Linked DNA regions of Mus musculus: region 1 is linked to region 2. Evidence: chromatin loops called from intact Hi-C (ENCODE). Cell type or tissue: gastrocnemius. All regions are shown on one strand. Links, peaks and the distances in the headings refer to the core of each region. The heading gives the core; the rest is flanking DNA. Region 1 overlaps Tmem41b (transmembrane protein 41B). Region 2 overlaps Zfp143 (zinc finger protein 143).

The links. Peaks named below come from ENCODE experiments on the same cell type or tissue, not always from the same donor. Only the 100,000 strongest peaks of a DNase experiment are listed, where the experiment ranks them.
Region 1: a loop joins it to region 2, with 3 times the contacts of the local background. A loop is called at or near these places in 4 of 42 quality-filtered maps.

Annotation. Positions count from the first base shown.
Region 1 is chr7:109,965,637-109,973,018 of GRCm38, forward strand. Tmem41b (transmembrane protein 41B) reads right to left here. Exons shown (of 7, transcript NM_153525.5): 7 at 6,551-7,382. Among named protein-coding and RNA genes, the nearest start is that of Dennd5a, 8.9 kb to the left of the region's middle. In gastrocnemius, for the core only: a CTCF peak has its summit at 3,372 (motif pointing right); DNase peaks (open chromatin) are centred at 2,754 and 3,553; H3K27ac peaks cover 2,192 bases.
Region 2 is chr7:110,080,322-110,087,703 of GRCm38, forward strand. Zfp143 (zinc finger protein 143) reads left to right here. Exons shown (of 16, transcript NM_001374618.1): 9 at 1-22; 10 at 1,471-1,596; 11 at 2,870-3,049; 12 at 5,792-6,019. Among named protein-coding and RNA genes, the nearest start is that of Zfp143, 22 kb to the left of the region's middle. In gastrocnemius, for the core only: a CTCF peak has its summit at 3,657 (motif pointing left); DNase peaks (open chromatin) are centred at 3,215, 3,665 and 4,123.

The sequences.
Region 1 (7,382 bases), core at 1,097-6,096, 120 kb before region 2:
CCTCTGGAAAAGCAGCCAGTACTCTTGACTGCTGAACCATCTTTCCAGCCCCATGTGAGCCTAATTTTTTTTTTAAAGATAATATTTAGGGGCTGGAGAGATGGCTCAGTGGTTAAGAGCACTTGATCTTTTAGAGGACCAGGATTCAGTTTCCAGCATGCACATAGAGGAACAGAAACAGCTGCAACTCTAGTCCCAGCAGATCCAGCCCCCTCTTCTGGCCTCTGCAGGCACTGCACACACACTGTACACAGACATACATGTACACAAAGCACCATCTTAGTAAGGGTCTCTGTTGCTGTAATGAAACACCATGATCAAAAGCAGGCTGGGAGGGAAGAGTTTACTTGGCTTATACTTCCATATCACCATTCATCTTTGAAGGAAGTCAGGACAGGAACCTGGAGGCAGGACTGGTGCAGAGGCCATGGAGGAGTGCTGCTTAATGCCTTGCTCCATATGACTCTTCGTTTTGTTTTGTTTTGTTTTGTTTTGTTTTGTTTTGTTTTGTTTTTTCCAGACAGGGTTTCTCTGTGTAGCCCTGGCTGTCCTGCAACTCACTCTGTAGACCAGGCTGGCCTCAAAGGAATCCACCTGTCCTTCAGCAGTTTGGCATTTTTAATTTATTTGACACAGTCTCACTATGTAGTCCAGGCTATTAGGCTACAGTCTCTGAAGTGGTCAGCTTATACACATGTGTCCCCATGCGTAGAGGTCACAGCCATCTCTGATTTTTACCTAAGAAGTCAGACATATCTCACATTCCCACACCCTACAGGCCAACTTGCCCCTAACACCTTGCTTATAAACAGTACTCCTCCTGTCTCTCAACAACACACATTCTAAAAGAATTGAAAACCAGGCCACACACCCCCAAAACTGCCTGCCTGGAGCAAAGTGAAGCCCCTATGCTGGGCTTCCTTTTACAGTTCCTAGTGGATGGTCCTAACCAGGGCCTGGCTCCTCCACGTTCTTTTCTCCCGTGTGAGATCCCAGACAAAGTCTCATGCTGAAAAAAGCCCCATGGGCCCCCCCAAAACAAGCACACTCCACTGTTTTTGTTTGTTCAGTGACTTCTCTGAAGGCTCTTTTGAGGAGCCTTTCTCGGCCATCCTTTTTATGGCAGCTCCATCTGGTTCGCTTTTGTTCTTACTCTGAACTAAACCTCTTAATGAAACTTTTTTTTTAAAGATAGGATGAGTGTTTTGTCTATGCACTATGTGTGTTCCTGGTGCCTACAGAGATCAGAAGTGGGTGTTGAAATCCTTGGACGTGGAATTACATATAATTGTGGGCCACCCATTTGGGTGCTAGCAATTGAACCCTGCCTGGTTCTCTGCAAGGGCAAGTGTCTTAAGTACTGAGCCATCTCTTCAGCTACTTAGTTCTTGAGAAAAGTTCAGTACCTCTGGCTAGCCTGAAACTCCCTATGTAGACCAGGCTAGTAAACTCTAACCTCTACCACCTGCTGCTGTCTCATGCACCAGCACTGCCCAGCCACCCAGCCTCCTCTCCAGGTTTTAAAGGAAAAGTGTCTCTTTCCTGTTTAAGCCCCTGTTAAACTGTTTCGAATATGGTGTGTGTGTGTGTGTGTGTGTGTGTGTGTGTGTGTGTGTGTGTGTGTATGTGTGCATGCCCTTGAGGAAGCCAGAAGTTATTGAATTGCCTGGAGCAGATGCTAAGGGCCTAACTCCTGACCTCTGGAAGAGCAGAAAGCACTCCCAACTGATGAGTCCTCTCTCTAACCATATTATTTTTCTTTTTGTTTATTGTTGTTTTGTTTTTTCAAGGCAGGGTTTCTCTGTGTAGTCCTCGCTGTCTTGGAACTAGCTCTGTAAGCCAGGTCGGCCTCGAACTCAGAAATTTGCCTGCCTCTGCCTCCTGAGTGCTGCCAGCATTGCCCGGTTTATTGTTTGTGTGCTAATGGCCTCCCACCTCATAGCCTGGTCACTGACTACATCATGGAGGCCCTCTCTCTCTCTCTCTCTCTCTCTCTCTCTCTTTGTTTGTTTCTTTCTTTTTCGAGACAGGGTTTCTGTGTAGCCCTGGCTGTCCTGGAACTCACTCTGTAGACCAGGCTGGCCTCGAACTCAGAAATCCGCCTGCCTCTGCCTCCCAAGAGCTGAGATCAAAGGTGTGCGCCACCACGGCCGGCTGAGGCCCTTTCTCTTAACAAAGCTGATTCCTGGAGAGCAATTGTGTGTCTGCTCCTTCGCTGAACCAGCAACCACCTCTGCTTCATTTTTTATTTAGCCTTTCAGCCACATAACTGGCAGCAGCAAGGAAGCTCCCAAATTGGTCAGCCGCAGGCAGCTTCTGATGCTGCAACAAGAAAGGATGAACTGAGAAAGAGGAACAAGTGTTACGTCACCCGGTGTTACAACTTCCCCAAAGTAGTATGTGAACGTGTGAATGTGTGTATGTAAGTGTATGCCTGAGGTCCTTTTTTTTTCTGTATGATTGACTATTCTGGTACAGAACTGATCTTGTAAATAGATGTGTATGTAGATGTGTTTGAATGAGTGTGTTTGTGTGGGGGGAGGCTAATGTAGGGTAGGGTGGTCGGACCCAGAAAGCAGAGGAATATCTTTGGCTCTCCAAGCCCAAGAGACACTAATAGTTGCTCCTCTCAGCCCTTCCCCTCCTCCCATGTCCCACTGGACTGAAAAGCTTTTCAGAATCAGACCAGATGGGCCTCTTGTGTGCTGCACCCGGCCTTTTTCCTTAGACTGTGAATACAGTAGCACCGTTATTCTCATCAGCTTGGGGACAAGAGCATCCTGGGAAAGGCCGGATGGCGTAGTGAGGGAGAATGAAAAGCCTTGGACCGGATCCCAAAGGGAGCTATATTTAGCTGTAGCTGAACTCTGAAAGATTTTTGTCATTTTTGAGACAGGGTCTCACTATGTATCTTTGGCTGGCCTGGCCTGAAACTCTAAATAAGCCAGGCTGGCTTCAAACTCACAGCTATCTACCTGTCTCTGTCTCCAGAGTGCTGGGGTTAAGAGGCATAAGGCACATAAGGATTCTGAAAGACTCTGAGACAGGGTGATGGAATTGTCATGTATCTCGGTTGTAGTAGTGGTTACATAATGGATCATGAAAGACAATTCAGAACTACCCACTAAATATAGTAAATATCACTAATCTGAAAATACATACAACTTATAACAGAGTATTTTAGGATTTGTTGTTGTGTGGTCTTTTGAGATAGAGTTCCAGATTGCTCAGGATGGCATCAAACTCACCTCAGGTTGTAAATTAGTATTTGTACCTCTGGCTCCTAACACCCTGAGGGTAAAACATAGCATAGGCTGCCTGCTAACTTTTGTACAGACTGTTTCATCAGATGGGTCTCATTGTAGACACCATTAATTTGCACAGTTACTGTAACCATCTTCCAAAAGGTGGCAGTAGAGTATCTGAAGAGAGAGGCATTACCCCCCCACCCCCCACCCCCGCCACCACCACCCCCCCACCCCCCCCACCCTCCCACCCCCGCAACACTCACACAGAGAGCATGTGCTCCTAGCAGGGCTGCTGGATATATGCCAGCATGTGGGGCTCAGACAGGACACAGATTTGCAGAGCTTAAGTCAGCATCTGTTCTGCTCTTCCATCAAGGCTTTCCCTGTGCTTCTGCTCCATTCTCCTCTCACCTTTGACCCTCATCATCTGGTTGCTAGCACAGAGCTGGAAATGGCCAGTGGGTAGGCAGCATCTATACCTACCTTTCTTCTATGCCCAGGGCCACCTTCATTGCCTTTCCACTCATGCACAGGAAACTGTGCTCAGAAGGACCACACACTTGGTTTAATGATATGTGATGAGAGACTAGTGCATACAAAATGAAGCTCTGTGAGCCACGAGTGTCTGGTTTTTTGTTTGTTTTTCTGCTTTCATTCCTTTAAAAGTTCATAAAACTATCTGAGCAGAGAATTCCAGGATCTGTGTGGTTTGGGGGAATTCAGAAATCCATGCCCAGAACAGGATGAGCATCTATGTCAACTTGTCCACCAGGAGTAACTGAAAAATCTCACAAGGAATGCCTGTCAGTCTATTAAGGTCTGGGACACAGCCCATTGGCAGAGTGTAGATCAGGCTGAGCTCAAATTTACTATGTACTGAGGGTGACTTTCATCCTCTGAATTATTCTGCCTCCACCTAGTAAATGGTAGGATTACAACAAGCAGGACCAGTTTTCACAAGTGAGGAATTAAATGCATGGCTGTGTGCATGCCAAGGAAAGCACTCTATCAACTGAGCCACAATCTAACACCTCATTTACTGTGGAGCTTTAGTTCTTGGCTTTTTGGGTTTTTTTTTTTTTTTTTTTTTTTTTGGTTTGTTTTTGGTGTGTAATTTTTTGTTGTTGTTTTGGTTTTTTGTTTTTCTAGACAGGGTTTCTCTGTATAGCCCTGGCTGTCCTGGAACTCACTCTGTAGACCAGGCTGGCCTCAAACTCAGAAATTCACCTGACTCTGCCTCCCAAGTGCTGGGATTAAAGGTGTGGAATCCTATTCTGAGTTCATGAGTCCATCTAGCTTTCTTGTACCTCCCAGGGATCTGGTCCATTAATTTTCCTCCCCAGATATTTGTTTTACATTTTTTAAAGATTTATTTTATGTATATGAGTTCACTGTAGCTGTCTTCAGACACACCAGAAGGCACTGGATTCCATTACAGATGGTTGTGAGCCACCAAGTAGTTGCTGGGAATTGAACTCAGTACCCCTGGAAAAACAGTCAGTGCTCTTAACTACTGAGCCATCTTTCTCCAGCCCCCTTCTTCCTTTTTATTTTTAAAACAAGATGTAATTTTATAGTCCTGGTCTGAAATTCACATAACTTCAGCATCAGGTTTTGGGATTACAGGCTCATACCATCTTTTTAAATTTTAAAACAAAAATTGAGTTTTTTTGTCTCTATGTGCCCCTTGGAGCTGAAGTCATAGGTGTTTGGAGGACATGGGTACTGGAATCCAAACTCTAGTATTCATGCCGAGCAACAATCCATCTTGAGCTGGGCGTGGTGACGCACACCTTTGATCCCAGCACTCTGGAGGCAGAGGCAGGCAGACTTCTGAGTTTGAGGCCAGCCTGGTCTACAGAATGAGTTCCATGAAGGCCAAAGCTACACAGAGAAACCCTGTCTCGAACACACCCCCCCCCCAAAAAAAATCCATCTTGAGTGTTGAGCTCTCTCCAGAGGGCCATAAGGACTTAAAGATTTATTTTATGTGTGTGTTTGCCTTCATGTATGTATGTGCATTACATGGGTGCCTGGTACCCACGAAGGTTGGAAAAGGCCATTAGATTCTGTAAAAGTTACAATCTGTTATGGGGCCATGTTGGTCCTGAGAATCAAACCTTGGTCCTCTTAACCTATGAGAAATTCCTCCAACTTTGATATACTTGTAAAAACACCTAAAATTGCTTCCTTATGTCCTTTGTTGCTTAATAGATCTGGGATACAGCTAGCAGCTCAAAATCAACTCCAGACCAGACTGTCCCATTACAATACTACCAGTGACTGTATGTTACCTGTGGTCAATTTAAAAGCCACAACACAAACCTTGTAGGCATTCACCAAACCTTTATTTAAAAGAAGCAAACCTGGAGTCTTGAGGACAGGAACTCACCATCACTGATTCAATTCAGATCTCTGGCTTCCCACACGGAGTGCTTTCAACAGCACTTCTGTGAGTGTAGAACACTGACAACCTGGGCTTTGCAATGCTAGCAGGCTTCAGGTTTCCAGACCCAGTTTCTCCCTTATGTCACTGGGTACAAACTGGCTACCCTCACCATTTACTATCCTGCAAACCACCGCCACCTGACACCTTTACTCTTTCTCTTGCTGCATGGCTGGGGATTGAACTTAGGGTGGCACAATACACACAAGACACGCACACTAACTACGGAACCACAGTCCCTGATACTCTTCCTTTTCTTCAGACATGAGTTTGTGGAAATCAGACCAACCTTACTAGTCATGGGCCATGTTTCCATTCTTAAAGAGATTATGGTTATCTGAGGAAAAGCCACCTCTCCAGCCCTGTGTGTGTTTTTGAGACAGGTTCTCACTATTAGCCTAGGCAGGCCTTGAATGTGTTTGTCTCTCTAGCCACAATCTAGTATTTCAGGTAAATATCCCCATGCCAAAGAGTAGGTCTCTTTAGTCCTACTCTTTGTGTTTTCCCCACAGAGGTTAACCTAGAAGTCTGAGATATGGTAGAAAAGCTTTACTACTGAGCTGTAGCTCAAACCGAGAGAGGAGAGACACCAGATTTTTTTTCTGTTGGTTTGGGAGACAGGGTTTTATTATGTAGCTCAGGCTAGCCTTGAACTTCTATTCCTTTTACCTCTATCTCTTGAGGGCTGGGATTCTAAATGTACCACTACACTGAACTTTTTTTAAACTTTGCTTTAATTTTAAAAACTCATTCACTGAAGGACATCTGGGTTGCTTCCATTTTGGTCTACTATGAACATAGCTACTAACCAGGGAAACTGGATCACTCAAACATCATTGGTGGGAAAATTATCTTCGGTTTTTAAAATATGAAATGTGTTTTTATTTATGTTCATTACATGTATGTGAGGGTATCAGAAACCCTGGAACTGGAGTTACAGACAAGTGTGAGCTGCCATGTGGGTGCTGGGAAATGAACCTGGGTCCTCTGGAAGAGCAGTGGTGGTCTTAACCACTGACCCATCTCTCCAGCACCCCATATACTGATCTTTAATCTTATTTTGAAACACTTCTAATAGACTTACATATAGTTCTAAGAAATAAAAGGCTTCATAAAAAATGGTAATTAAAAAAAATCACCACCCAGCTAGTTTACATTTATTAAGATCATGGATATATTAGATTCAAAGTAACAAAGCTCCAGGAAATAAATAGTCGTAACTAAGAAGGAAACTGTCTTTGTCAGTGTATGCCTAGTTAGCCTGCTTGCCTTTCCATTACAATAGGATGTTTTGTTGGGATTACTAGGAAATCTCTTATGGCTGTGGTCAGGCTTAAATCCTAGGGTGCAAGGCCCTGGGATCTCTGGCACCGAAGATAGGGAGTGTTTCAATCTTGGACGACTTACATTTGTCATTATATCAAGTCTGTGCTCAATGAACACAGGTGGCATACAGGTGATTGTGGGGTACAATCTACTGCTGAGATTTTTTTGCCTGAGACAAGGCCTCAGGCAACGCAAGCTGTCCACAAGCTCCTTATCCTTCTGCTTCGGCCTTCCAAGCACTGGGCATTAATTAGTCACAATGCTTGGTCCAAGTTCTTTCTTGACAGCCAAGGGTAAAATGTTAACACAATGGTTACTCTCTACTGGGAGAAGAAAACATCCAACTAAAGTGGTAGCTCCTG
Region 2 (7,382 bases), core at 1,641-6,640:
TGTGGGAAAGCATTTGCAACAGGTAAAAACACATTTTCTTTACTTCTTAGTTCCAGTGGGATTGCCCAGAGGCAGCCAGAGGCAGGAGCTGTCCCCTTCCACTTCTGAGTCCAAAAAAAGCACATGATCAGGTTTTTAGCCTTGCATTAGTTTTTTATTTGTATGTATGTGTGCCTGTGTGAATTTATGTGCACCATATATGTGCAGGTGACCTTATAAGCCCAAGGAGGTGATTAGATCCCCTGGGACTGAAGGCAAACAGTTGTGAGCTAACTGGTATGGGTCCTGGGAACCAAACACAAACCCGTGTCCTCTGCTAGAGACTTGGAACTGCCAAGCCGTCCATCCAGCCCTTTCAGTCTCTTAATTAACTGCCTCCCTCCTGTCCTGTTTGCTCTGGGCCCCTTTCTGTATTACCATTTTCTCCAACAATGTAGCTGTGTCTGCATATTTGGTATTTCTCATTCCATCCTGTGTTTTCTTCTACCAGGAAAAATAAAAGCCATGCTTTTAAAAGCTGGGTGTGATAGTATATGATTTTAATCCCAGCACTGGGGAGGCAGAGGCAGGCAAATGTCTTATGAATTTGAGGACAGCCTGGAACCTAATAGGTTAGTAAAACTGCCGTGTACCGTGCCCCACCCCCCAAAAATGCTGATTCAAAATATAATTAAGGGCTGAAGAGATGGCTCAGTGGTTAAGAGCACTGACTGCTCTTCCAAAGGTCCTGAGTTCAAATTCCAGCAACCACATGGTAGTTCACAACCATCCATAATGAGATCTGACTCTCTCTTCTGGGGTGTCTAAAGACAGCTACAGTGTACTTACATATAATAAATAAATAAATCTTTAAATATATATATTATAGTTAAAACAGGCATAGGGAGTTTTCTGTCTCCGGGGTGCTGGGAACCCAACCCAAGTCCTCTGTAAGAGCAATGAGTGAGGACTAACCATGGAGCTATCTCTCAAGCCCCACCCTTTTTTAATATTGAATATTTTTGTTTGATTTGTTTTTTGAGGCAATGCCTCACTGCATTCCACACTAGTCTCAAATTGATGGCAATCCTTCCATTTCAGTATTCCATATACTGGGAGTACAGGCATCAGCCACCATACTAGCTTGCCTCACTTAATCTTTTTTCTTTCTTTTTCTTTTTTTTTTTTCTTTTTTCTCTTTTTGGTATTTCAAGACAGGGTTTCTCTGTGTAGCCCTGGCTGTCCTGGAACTCACTTTGTAGACCAGGCTGGCCTTGAACTCAGAAATCCGCCTGTCTCTGCCTCCCAAGTGCTGGGATTAAAGGCGTACACCACCACTGCCCAGCTGCCCCAAATATTCTTAATAGTCATTACATGATATCTGCCTAGGATTTGATTCTTCCTGCTTACTTTATGCTCCCTAGGTTAATCTCCAAAAACATGTTTAGAGGAGTATTGTATGGATACATTTTCTCTTTAATTTTCTTAAAGGTTATGGATTAAAAAGTCATTTCAGAACTCATACTGGAGAAAAGCCATATCGGTGTTCAGAAGATAATTGTACAAAGTCTTTCAAAACTTCAGGAGATCTACAGAAGCACATCAGAACCCATACAGGTACCAGTTGAAGCAGAACGTCCTACTTAGACCAGCAGTCGCTTTCTTTCCTTTGTGATTCCTGGATCTCATCAGATAATCTAGCCTGGCTGACCTTGGATTTGTGATGCTTTTACATTGGCCATCCCATTTCTGGGATTACAGGCTAGTACTATCAGGGTAGGCCAGGACTGCTTTTTATTTTATTATTGTTTCTTAATAATTTATTTAATTTTATTTTATGTGCATGAGTATCAGTACTCTAGAACCAAAGTTACAGATAGTTGTTAGCTGCCATGTGGGTGCTGGGAATTGAACTGGGGTCTTCTGGAAGAGCAGTCAGTGCTTGTAACTGCTGGCCTCCAGGCCTGGAATTCTTAATCTGAGGGAAAGGATGGTGACCCTGAAAAAGGTGAAAGGAGTCATTATCTGGGCCTTATCTTAAATTCCTAAAATTTCATCCAACTTGCTGTTTTTGAATGTGAACTTTCCAAGGTGAAGTCACAGAAATATGCACAGTAGCCTAGATCACCAACCCTCTCAGTTTCAGAGATTACCTGAGTAACAAGGTTATTGTCCTAGGATTACACATTTGATAAGTAGCAAAATTGAGAACAGACCCTGGCTGGGCAGTGGTGGCGCACGCCTGGTCTACAGAGTGAGTTACAGGACAGCCAGGGCTACACAGAGAAGAAACCCTGGGGGGGGCAAGGAAGGGAGGGAGGGAGGGGGAAAGAGAGAGAGAGAGAGAGAATATCCCTCTCCTGCTGGTAAAGAAAATGTCTGAGGTCAGAAATGATAATCACAGCACTCGGACTGAGTTCAAGGCCAGCATGGTCTACAGAGCCAAGAGCTACACAGAGAAACCAGAGACAGAGACAGAGGTTCAGAGGTTGATTCTCTGCTTCTAATTTTTAGGTTCGGGGGATCCAACTCAGTTGGGCTTGGCAGCAAGCATTTATACCCACTAAGCCATCTTGTTGAACCTTAGCTCTGTTCGTGATTTTCTTTTCTCTTTCCTCTGACATTGTGGTGTATGCTTTTCTCAGTTCAGTTTTTTTTAATATGCCCACTTGATGATTCTATCTTGGAAAGTCACAGTCACTGATGAGTGTTGAATGCTCTCTCCAGAACACAGCAATGCTTAGAAGGGAAACTCAGGGCCTTCAGGCTGCAGATGGGGTGAGACCCTGTGATGAGACATTTGACAGAACCCCGTGACATTCCCATCTCTGTATTTCTCTTTTTTTTTTTTTTTTTTAACTGTTTAATTTATTCCCTTTTGTATCTTTAGGAGAAAGGCCCTTTAAGTGTCCTATTGAAGGCTGTGGTCGGTCCTTTACCACATCAAATATCAGAAAAGTGCACATTAGGACACACACAGGAGAAAGACCTTATTACTGCACAGAACCTGGATGTGGGAGGGCATTTGCCAGCGCAACTAATTATAAAAACCATGTGAGGATACACACAGGTAATGACTGCTGGGGTCTTGCCCTGTGTCCTTCGAGGCTTTCAACTGCCTTCTTCTTCCCAGTTTCCATGATGAGAAGAGCTGAAGCAGCTCCACACTTTCTCTGCTGAGCTGACCTGTGATGGCACACACACACAACGCCTTTAATCCCAGCAGGGGAAGGCAGAGCCACTGCCAGGCGTGTAACTGCCATCTGCCTCAGTGCTTGCATGAGTAAGGGTCTAGGGAGGTGGGGCGGGGGAGGGGGAGGCAAGCAAGCAGCACTCAGGGAGAGGAAGCTTCAGAATGTAAAACGAAGTCCATTTCTGTAAGGCTGATCAAGTGCCACAAGTGAGCCAGTACCGCAAGTACAGCCAGTGTGAAGGAGGGCTGCTATGTTCATCATAATACCAGCACGAGGCAGCTGCAAAGCAGGATCAGAAGGTCACAGTCATCTTCAGCTATGTCATGGCTGTGAGGCCAGCCATAAGTGGACGCTTAAAAACAAACGGGAGAAAGTACCTAATAAAAAATTAAAACAAAAACAAAACAAACAAACAAACAAAAAAAAAAAACGGGGAAAAAAGGTTTACAGGAATCCCTTTTTTACTGTTTGGTGCCATCTAGTGGTGGCTTTTGCTGCAGCCTAAATAGCAGTTGGGCTGATATTCCAAGTGGTAATTGACAGCCATTTTCCTGTTTAGAACATCACCTGTCATCAGCTGGGCGGGGTAGCGCACACCTTTAATCCCAGCACTCAGGAGGCAGAGGCAGGCAGATTTTTGAGTTCGAGGCCAGCCTGGTCTACAGAGTGAGTTCCAGGACAGCCAGGGCTACACAGAGAAACCCTGTCTTGGAAAAAAAAAAGTCACTGTCTCAGACAGTGACGGCACCACACACACATCTTGGGAGGCAGAGGCAAGCGGATCTTCAAGTTCAAAGCCAGCAAGTTCTAGGACAGCCAGCCCTACACAGAGAAACCCTGTCTCAAAAACAAACAAACAAACAAACAAACACCTGCCATCCTTCAAAATAAGAACTTTTTATAAATTTTAATTTAATTTTTTTTTAATTATTCACTTTACATCCTGGTCACTGCCCCCCTCCCATGGTCCTTCCCCTCCTCTGAGCAGGTGGGGGCCTCCTCTGGGAATCCCCCACCCCTACCCTGGCACTTCAAATCTCTTCAAGGCTAGGTGCTCCCAGACAAGGCAGCCCATATACACACACATACACACATTTAAAAATGAACATAATTTTTAAAAGCTTACAAAAAGGGGCTAGAGAGAGATGCCTTAGTAGTTAAAAGCTGCTCTTTCAGAAGGCCCAGACTGGGTTCCCAGCACCCACATGGAGGCTAAAAACCATCAGTAATTCCACTTCCAGAGAAAATGACCCTTTTCTGACCTCTTTGGGTGCTGTACACAGTTGGTACCTGGACTTATATGTAGGAAAAGCACCCATACACATAAATCAATGTATTTTTATTAATTTATAAAGTATGGGTGTGGTGCCGAGTACTTCTAATGCCAGCACTCAGGAGGAAGAAGCTAAAGGATCTCTGAAGTGGAGGCCAGCCTGGTCTATGTACTGTGTCCTATGACAGCCTGGGCTACAAGAAAAACTGTCTCAAACAAATAAAAAAAAATCTCTGCTGTTACTATTTTTTACTTATAAAGGGCTGAGGAGATAGTCAGCAATCAAGAGCAAGTGCTGTTCCTGCAGGGGACCTGAGCTTGGTTCCAACACTCACACACCATAGCAGGTGGCTCACAACTGCCTGTAACTCCAACTCAAGGGGACATGATGCCCTCTTTTGGCATCTTTGGGTACCTGCACTCATGTACACATACCTACACAGAGACACATAAGTTCACATAATTTTTTCTTAATTTACAAAGAGTGTTAAAGATTAATCTGTAACTCTTACTGACACCTGGCCCAAAATTGAAAGCATTGGTTAAACACTACAGTATCAGCTACTGTGATGGGTTGCAGAGCCACCTGACTTGATAAACACTTATCATACAAGCACTATAATACCAGATACTGTGATGGGCTGCAGTGCTGCTTCCCTTGATAAACACTTGCCATACAAGCATACAAGCACCCATAGAAAAAGCTGAGCACAGCAAAATGTGCCTGCTATCCTATCTTTGAGGAGGCAATGACAGGAGGTCAGCCAATCTGGTCAAGTCAGTGAGTTTCAGGTTCAGTAATAGATGAATTCAGGCCTGGTGGCACATGTATTTAATCACACTGAAGTCCATACTGGCTTAGAACACACTCTATGGACTATGCTACCCTTGAACTCACAGAGATCCAACTGCCTCTGTCTCCCAAGTGCTGGGATTATGGTCGTGTGCCACATACCTCACAAAGATAATATTTTTTAATTATGTATATGAGGGAAAGGATGTGACAGGAGTGTAGAAATCATGTAGACCAGAAAACAGTATTGGTCTTCTGGAAATGAACTTACAGTTGCTTGAAGCTGCCTTACGCGGGTGCTGAGAACTGAACTCTGGTCCTCTGGAAATGAAGCACCCTTAACCTCTGAGCCAAGTTAAAACCATAGGGAATTTTTCTTCTGTGCTTTTCATCTTAGGATGCACACACACTCCCTCTGCTAGGGATTGAGTTCTGCGTCATGAGTGCTAAGCATGTGCTCTTGTTGATTTTTAAAAGTCTCACCCTTCAGCTGTGGAGTAACTTTGTCTACCTATGTAAAAACTGACCTTTTTGCATGTCTTCTTCATTTAGGAGAAAAGCCATATGTCTGTACAGTTCCTGGGTGTGACAAACGGTTTACAGAATATTCCAGTTTGTATAAACACCATGTCGTTCACACTCACTCTAAACCATACAACTGTAACCACTGTGGGAAGACGTACAAACAGATTTCCACACTGGCCATGCACAAACGGACAGCCCACAACGACACAGAGCCCATTGAGGAGGAGCAGGAAGCCTTCTTCGAGCCTCCCCCAGGTGAGTGCTTTAACAATCATATCTGTTGTGAGTTTATAACCCATGCTGTCTTCTCTAGTCCTTCAGTTTCATTTGTATAGTCATGACAAGTGCTGCAGAAAGACACCAGTGCTCGGCATTGTGGAAGAAGGAGAACTTGTATCCTCTGGGAAAGCAGAGAGGGCTTCCCGGAGAAATGTTGTGTTCTTGGAAAGATTATAAAGGTGGATGGGATGATGGAGGCAAAGAAGCAATGCCTGGGAGAAGGGAAGGGAAGAAGGGGACTTGAAGATAAAAGGAAGGTTTGGCACATGGGAAAGCCCCCAGTGCTTGACGAGAGGAAAGCAAGTTGGAGACTCTCTGGAAAAAGCCTGGCCAGTGTGGCAGTTCCTCCCAGGAAAGCAAAGACTTTTCTCATTTTCAGCACCTGAATGAAATGTTCAGAAATATTTAAGTTTATAATTAAACTTGGGAAATAGCACGTGCTCAAATGTATTCAGTGCAAGACTGCTCTCCAGCCACAAGCCTCTAAGCAGTCACACCGGAGGCATATAGAACTCATCCCTTTCTTCCACCACCCTCCAGCAGAGGCTTACTCCGTAGCCCAGGCTAGCCTTGAATTTGGAGTAGTCTTCCTGCTACAGCCTCTCAAATGCTGGGCTTACAGGCCTGATCCACTGCACCTATGTAGAGAGTATAAGCTTTCATTCACAACAAGAAAGAAACAACTGCTAAATCCTTTTAATTAGAAAAAAAGGCTTTGGGGGTTGGGAGAAGACACCACTGTTAGAGTGCCGTGCAAGCGAGTGTGAAGATCAGAGTTAGGATCCCACACAAATGCCTGTTGAATTTCACCAGTAATTCCAGTCTTGGAATTCAGACATAGTCTCCCTGAGCGTGCTGGCTTGCTAGGCTAGCCATATCCATGAGCTCTGGGGTTCAGCTGAGAGATCCTGCCTTGATGAATGATGTGGAAAGCTATCAAGGAAGACTCCTCATGGAGTCCCAGCCTCTGCATGGACATGAATGCACATCTCAACTACACATGGGGGAAAAAAAGCAGACTTTAATAATGTCAAATGTAATTTATAAGACCTGCACAGCATGTCTTTACTCTCCTCCTTATATGTTGATATCTCAGACTGTAAGAGATTTTCTCAGTCTGTAAAATGGCCTATAATACAGTATATTTTAAAAGCAATGATTGGCCAGGCTGTGGTTGTGTTGCCTTTATCCTAGCATGCAGGATGCGGAAGCAGGCCAGCCTGGACTACAGAGTGAGTTCCAGGACAGCCAGGGCCACATGAGAAACCCCGGAAAAAAACAAACAAGCAAACAAACCAAACAAAAAACCCAACTATGATTACTTTTCAAAAAATACAGA